Regions from separate parts of the Mus musculus genome. Here regions 2 and 3 are each linked to region 1. The links are chromatin loops, found by intact Hi-C in ENCODE. Cell type or tissue: heart. All regions are shown on one strand.

What was found. Peaks named below come from ENCODE experiments on the same cell type or tissue, not always from the same donor. Only the 100,000 strongest peaks of a DNase experiment are listed, where the experiment ranks them.
Region 2: it touches region 1 in a loop (2.0-fold over the local background); 4 of 42 quality-filtered maps call a loop at or near these places.
Region 3: it touches region 1 in a loop (2.2-fold over the local background); 5 of 42 quality-filtered maps call a loop at or near these places.

The regions. Positions count from the first base shown.
Region 1 is chr17:74,488,506-74,491,005 of GRCm38, reverse strand. Yipf4 (Yip1 domain family, member 4) reads right to left here and starts at 1,513. Exons shown (of 6, transcript NM_026417.4): 1 at 1,212-1,513. The coding sequence starts at 1,290. In heart, no CTCF peak of the experiment used is centred here; a DNase peak (open chromatin) is centred at 1,515; H3K4me3 peaks cover 1,759 bases; H3K27ac peaks cover 1,349 bases.
Region 2 is chr17:74,593,940-74,596,439 of GRCm38, reverse strand. It overlaps Birc6 (baculoviral IAP repeat-containing 6), which reads right to left. Exons shown (of 73, transcript NM_007566.3): 13 at 1,987-2,076; 14 at 1,439-1,570. Among named protein-coding and RNA genes, the nearest start is that of Birc6, 67 kb to the right of the region's middle. In heart, no CTCF peak of the experiment used is centred here; no DNase peak of the experiment used is centred here.
Region 3 is chr17:74,603,554-74,606,053 of GRCm38, reverse strand. It overlaps Birc6 (baculoviral IAP repeat-containing 6), which reads right to left. Exons shown (of 73, transcript NM_007566.3): 21 at 1,427-1,560; 22 at 1-65. Among named protein-coding and RNA genes, the nearest start is that of Birc6, 77 kb to the right of the region's middle. In heart, no CTCF peak of the experiment used is centred here; no DNase peak of the experiment used is centred here.

The sequences.
Region 1 (2,500 bases):
CTCATTTTTAAAAAATGAAAAAAAAAATACAAAAACCAAAGAAAGAGTTAAAAAAAAAAACTAAGAAAGAAACAAATCATATTTATAGAAATCAGATTTCTAGCCGGGCATGGTGGCGCACGCCTTTGATCCCAGCACTCGGGAGGCAGAGGCAGGTGGATCTCTGAGTTCGAGGCCAGCCTGGTCTACAAAGTGAGTTCCAGGACAGCCAGGGCTACACAGAGAAACCCTGTCTCGAAAAGACAAAAAAAAAAAAAAAGAAAGAAAGAAATCAGATTTCTGAGAAAACTCACGTTCATCTTTAAACTGAAATTTCTTTTCTACTTTGTTGAGACAGGGTTTCAGTATGTAACCCCGGCAGGCAGAGAACTTGATAACTGTGTAGTCTAAGCTGGCCTTTAATTCAGGTATCTCTCTGCCTCTGCTTTTCAAGTGCTGGGGTCGAAGGGGTTCATCACCAGGTATTTCCATGTCTATATCGAAATCAACTTGTTTTTTCATATTGGGCAGTCAAAAATCTGGTCCCTGGTAAGTAAATAAGATTAAATAAAAGCAAAATCCAAAACCAGGTTACAAGGAGTTGAACTAATGAGGGGTGGGGGAAATTTCCCACAGTAGAAACGTTTTTTGTTTTTTTTTTTTCTCCCTGTTTTTGTTGTTGTTTGTTTTGTTTTAAGCAAGCACAGTCGCTTGCTCCAAACAGTACAAGCCAAGTCTATAGACACTGTTGGGAACACTAAGTTGAATTCCTCAAGTTTCAAATGCTCCTGAATACAGTTTTTTGAACACTGGGACCAAACACTACAAACTGTGTGGACCCAGGGATCTGGGCAAGAAATCAAGTTCAATTAAAAATAAATAAATAAAAGCACGTCTCCTTTCAAGTAAGTTTTCCATAACCTGCCAAAAGTCACCTCAGTCGGGAAGGTTTTCCTATTAATAGCAGAGCCACACAGCCCCACTTTGTTCTCCCTTAGATCCCTCACTCTTTTGAGTAACTGCGGAGCGGAGTTCAGAAAGAACTCCTTCCACCAGATCGGCGGGTTCCCTGGTGAACCAGGACACCCGGGGACCCCAGCCCGCAGCGCCGGCGCCCCGCACCCTGCCTCGTCCCCAGAGGCCTCCGGGAAGGCCCAGGGAGCACAGGGGCGGAGTCCCCCAGCTCTGCCAACCCCCCGCCCCGGAGCCCCGGAGGTCAGCCTCGGCCTCACCTTCCGCGTCCGCCGAAGACACAAAGGTGAAGTCCCCGTTGGCAGGCGCATAGGCCGGGGGCGGGCCCGGAGGCTGCATCCCGCCGGCCTCGGTGCTGACGAGCGGCTGGGCCCGGGGCTCCGGGACGACCTGCTAAGGGGCGGCCTGCGAGCCAGGAGGCGCGGGCTCGGCCGAGGGAGGGGACGCGCGAGCTAAGCGCAGCCTCTGGCTGCCGACCAGGTCGCACCCGAGGCCAGCCGGTGGCGAGCACCCAAGCACCACGACGCCGGGGCCCTGACAGGACCATAACAGTGACAGCGCCGCCGGGATTGGCTGTTTGTAATCTGCTCGACTATTGGCTCCCGCGAGAAGATTCTGATTGGCTGTTTCTGTGTTGATTCCGGAAACCACTCCAACACCGGAAGTGGCCTCTGAAATCTCTGTTCCGCCCTCATCAGCTGTTTACTTAAATAATTCTGTCTACCTTTTTCCCTGTTTGAGTTTTTATAAACATATCTTCTTCGTTGTTGTTTAACACAATTTGAGAGCTTAGTCGTTTGATGGCTCACGCTTGTAATTCCCGGAACTCCTAGAGAGGCCGAGGCAGCATTGGCAAAAAAGTGAGGCCCTTTTTTTTTCAAAGGAAAAAAAAAAAAACAACACACACACACACACACAACACACACACAAACTACTTAAGTTTTAGGACTTCAACCCCTCATTTCCGACCACAAGATTCTGCCACAATAATTCTATATATTAATTATATAGGATGTTTACGAAATTATGTGTCGTGACAAAGCTTAGTCTCCTTATCAACAAAATTAAGAGGCCGGAGAATGGTCATTGTAAAGCTGTAAATTTCCACCTACGGTTTAAGTACTCTGGCCAAATTAATTTATGAAGAAGGCAGCAGTCCAGAAAGGATAAATTAGGGCAAAGAAGCCCTTGCTTTTTGCCTGCTGCTGATTTCATCTGTTCCCTAATAAACTACCCAAAGTTTGCAAATTCACCTACGTTTTTATTATTTCTTTAAGATTAATTTATTTATTTTATACAAGAGTACACCACCATTGCTCTCTTCAGACACACAGGAAGAGGGCATTGGATCCCGTGACAGATGGTTGTGAGCCACCATGTGATTGCTGGGAATTGAACTCAGGACCTCTGAAAGAGTATTCGGTGCTCTTAACCACTGAGCCATCTCTCCAGCCCGGTTTTTATTTTTAAAGGCTATGCGTGTGTGCTTGAGGGTATGTGTGTGTGCAGATGCCTGCAGAAGGCACAAGAGGGCTTCAGATCCTTCAGA
Region 2 (2,500 bases), 110 kb before region 1:
GTATGTGTGCTCTGAACACAGGTCTCTTTGCCTCACTATGCCTTATCTAACATTCCTGTCTGCCCATTTATAGAAGTGTGTGAATACGTACATAAAGCATTTTAATGGTTATAGTTAAAAAAAAAAAAAAAATCAAAGACATATTTTTACCTCAGTTAAGAAAAACTTTGAAGTGAAGAGAAAATGGTTTGAGATATACACACATACTCATATACCCAGGATTTGGGTAATTAATATGCTGCTTTTAGGCATGCAACAAAATTCCTTCTTCCGGTTTGGTTTCTTCTCATATATAGTAGTGCCTACACCTTGGTGTTAACTAAAACTCCTGTAATTGTATCTCTCAAGATGAAAGCAATCAACAGTCACTAAACTGAGATCACAGATCCCATCTATAATGTAAAATGTTGCAAAAATATCCTCAAATAAATAGACCTAACGAACAAACCATCAGACTACTGCTGCAGTGGGCTACATATTTTAATAGCTGCAAACCCACCGGCAGCTTCCCACTTCCCTGCCTGCCCCTAGGGTTTGACTACACGTCACTTGTTTTTCTCTGACCCAAGTAGTCCCAGGGCTGCTACACTCTTCTTACTAATACACCTAGACTACTAGGACTTGATAGGACTCCCCATCTCAATCTGCTGTTTGACACAATTCATACTTTCACTCTTCCATTAGATTCCGCAATCATTGCTTCCATCACTTAGAGATCGTGAGAACCAGGTGTGGTGGCACACAACTCTGATCCTATCTCTAAGGAGATAGAGGCAGATGATTCTCTGAGTTCCAGGCCAGTTTGATTTACATAATCAATAGCAGGATAGTCAGGGTTATGGAGAGATCCTGTCTCAAAAATAATTGTGAGCTCATGAGGGAAATTTGATTTAAAAAAATGCTGCAAAACACTAAGAGTTTCCTAGTCCTGCTGTGTGGCACATCCCCATGTTTTATCTAAACATTTTCCCACTTACAAGCTTATGTTATAGTCTAAATAATGTAAGAGATTTGGTTTTTCATACCACTACTTCCCAGAATGAACCCAAATACATCATCATATCTCAAATCTTTAACAAATACCATACAGTCAAGAAATACAATGAAACTTGTATATACAGAACTTACCTTTATCTACGGGGTGTATGTTTCAAAGCCACCCAATGAATGCTGAAGCCTATATAAAGCATGCACTTTCCTCAAACACCCAACTGTGATGACGCCACACCCTAACTCTAAGACGTACGAAGACCTGAAAACCTAGAGTCAGTTCACACACACACACACTCATGATAGGCGATACCCTCACACATAGGAAGACGCTGGAAGTCCTAGTCAAAGTTCCAAACAAAACAGCATTTTGGGATCAGTTTTCAAAAGTGTCTTCTGTATTATGCTGGCATTATTTACTCTACTTTTACAAAACATCTCACTTTACCTTTAACAAGTTTGGGGCTTGTCAACGTCAACATCCCAGCATGACCTGATAGGTCCAGACCACTAGCAAGCCATACTGGGCCACACAGAATGTCTTCTTTATGATCCTCTAAGAATGGACATAACCTAAGACCTAAAAAGAAAAATATGTATTTTTCTTTCAGAGTATTATCAGAAATCCAATAAAGATATATCCATCCCATTTCCATATGATACCACCGCATAAAATACAATTCATAAAATGTGTTCCAACAACTCATTAGTATAATCAGTTATCTGTTACGTGTTTTTTTCCACTCTCATTTTATATTTCACCTTGACTTTGAAAAGAGGAGCTATAGAATCATGAATTGATTTCAAATTGCAAGGCATTAAGGACTAAATCACAAGTATTAGTGCAGCTATATTCACAAAGGTGAGATGGAAGTTACAGCACATTGCAAAAGCAGAATTATAAGTTATTTGCCACAAGGAAGTCTTTCCCCACAGGATGCATTACAATCACTACTCCTTTACTGCCAGGGACAACAGCTCTGTGGTTGAACTCACACTGTGACTCCTCTACATCCATGTGGTGCATTTCTTCATTCAAATCAACCAGGGACGGGTTCCCATTATGTTCCACTTCAATGTTAAGAGCTGGAGACAAAGGAAAGGTGATCTGCCTATCTACTGCTGTTTCTAGAGGATAAAAATATTAGTAAACTTAATTTTGCTCAATATCAATAATTTTTGTGCCTAAAACTCTCAAATCTTTTGCTAAACAGGGAGCTACTAAGATTTCACCATAGATGCTATAAAATACTTGTCAAGAAGAGAAAATTAAATTCAATGATTTTATATTTTGTCTTCTCTACAAACAGTAATAAAATATTTGCTTGAAGATATAACTTGTTGGCAACTAAATTAAAAGTTCCTCCCTAAGCTGCACAATACAAATACCTACAAAGTTCTAAAGATACCAACTGCCTAAGTCCTAAATTCATTAAATGAAAATGTCATGAGAATACACACATGAATACACACACACACACACACACACACACACACACACACACACACA
Region 3 (2,500 bases), 120 kb before region 1:
TAGAAGCCCCGTGAGAGATGTGAAGCTTCCCTCCGCAGCCGTGCAACTGCTGACTCTTCCATTCCCTAGACACAAAGAAAACCTCACAATGCATGAAGGTGACTTGTAAAAGGCAGGAAGAAGCAATAATCATGATTATTTAGCCAACCTTAATTAGCATAAAATGCACAAAACTCACACTACATCAACAAAGGGCATATTAAGAAAACCTATAAACAGAGAAACTAGCTTCCTTCATACAAATGTCTATAGGAATGAAAGCAATTTGGTAGGAATTCACAGTAATATGAAACTTACAGTATATACGAACAAAATCTTTTGAACAGTAAAATTACACTGGAATGATTACAATAAAAAACAAAATTAAACTGAATCATAACTTGTTTTAAATATTGAAAACTGCTTTTATTGTTTTAATGTTTGCATATGTCACTATAAAGGATTCTTGATCCACACTTCTGAAATACACTATGAAACTTTTGGCCACTAACATGGTGGACAAATGTTTCAGATTTTGGATTTCTGAATTGTGAGAGTGTGTGTGTGTGTGTGTGTGTGTGTGTTTGTGTGTGTGTGTGTGTGTGTGTGTGTGTGTGTGTGTTTACTTTTTGAGAACAGGCAAAGAAACTGAGATATGAAGTAAAATGGCTTTAACCAATCATTACTTGTAGATGTTGGTCATAGGTGCCCCAGTAGAGAGAGAAGCTCACCAAGATGCTAAGCCCTCACTTTCTGAAAGAGCAGAGGGGTTTAGCTTTCTTGGAAAAGACTGACCCAGACTAGCTCACTCCAGTTACTTCTATTCAATCATAACACAAAATTGATTGGGGCTGGGAAAGGTTCCAACTACAAAAGTTGTCTTGCCCTTGCTGCCGGAGAAAGCAGACAGCCCACACAAATGTCAGTCTGTTTTGACCATGGCTAGCCATAATCAAAACTAAGAACTCCAAGTTCGCGAGGAGTGTCTTAAGACTAATGTTTGGGCAGGTACAAAATCTAAAGTAGCACCAAGTGCAGAGCTATTTCTTCAAGGTTCAAACAATCTCAAAACAATTTCTCAGCCTGCACTGATTAACTCAAAACATGGCAAGAGCTGTAATATTTCACTCAAAGCCAGACACAAAAGCTACACTTTACATATTACATAGCACTACAGTTCACAGGCATTATATGGTTAAGGTCTAAAAAAAAAAAACCAAAAAACTTTAGTGTTCTGAAGACAAAAATGTGAGTAGATATAATAAAGAGAGATGAGAACTTAAACTCATTACCTGACATTGAAAACTTAAACTCTGTACATGACACTGTGAACTTAATCTCAGTACCTGACAATGAGAACTTAAACTCAGTACTTGACAAAGAGAAAACTGAACTGACTATGAACAACAGAACTCTTCGCTCCTTACTTAGTAAAAGAGGTCAGTACCTGAAAGAACGTCTGATAAGTCGATTTCATCTGACTGGACAGCAGTGCTGCTACTGTACACAGTTTTCCAAGAAGAGCCGCTCATCTCCAAGTCAAAGAGAACTGGATCAAACGGGGAGCTGTACAGTCCATATCTGAGAAATGAGAAATGTATTCAATATTTTACCCTCTAGGCATTTATTGAAAAATTACTGAGCCGGGCATGGTGGTGCACGCCTTTAATCCCAGCACTTGGGAGGCAGAGGCAGAGGCAGGCAGATTTCTGAATTCGAGGCCAGCCTGGTCTACAGAGTGAGTTCCAGAACAGCCAGGGCTACACAGAGAAACCCTGTCTTGAAAAACCAAAAAAAGAGAAAAAAAAAAAAGAAAAAAAAAAAAAAACCACATCAAAATCAGGATTTATAAAGTTATCATAAAAGCAGTGTGTCAAATAAGAAATGTCCAACTTCAAAAATAAAATGCAACTTCAAGTAAATGAGAAAAAATAAAATGTCCAACTTCAAAACCTGAAGACCAGAAGCTGCAAAGATAGCTTGATGGTTAAGAGCAATAGTTGCTGATTCCCAACACCCACGTGGCGGTTCTTAAAATGTCATAACTCCAGGGTCACATTATCTGCAATCCTCTTGGGCATCCAAAAGCACCAGTTATGCATGTAGCACATATATGCACATGTATGAAAACCAGTCATACATATAAAATAAAATAAAAAATAAAATAAAATAAAATAAAACAAAATAAAATAAAAATTTCTTAAAGGCTGGAGACCAGCTGGGAAATGACGGGGCGGCCTTTGACCCCAGTGCTCATGAGGCAGAGTTCTGAGTTTCCAGGGCTGCCTAGGCTACAACAAAGAAACCATAGCTCAAAGATGAGAGACAGCTGACAACAGAAAAAAGAAAAAATTTAAAGTCAACATTTTGTTATTCAATATGCTAATTAAAAATTTAAAACTCCAACTGGCAGACAAAAGAATTTCATGTAAAAGTAACAAGAGATTTACTAATTATACCTATAAATTCATACCATTAAAAAATAATATTGAATACCCCTTGTATTAACAAAGCAAAGTAT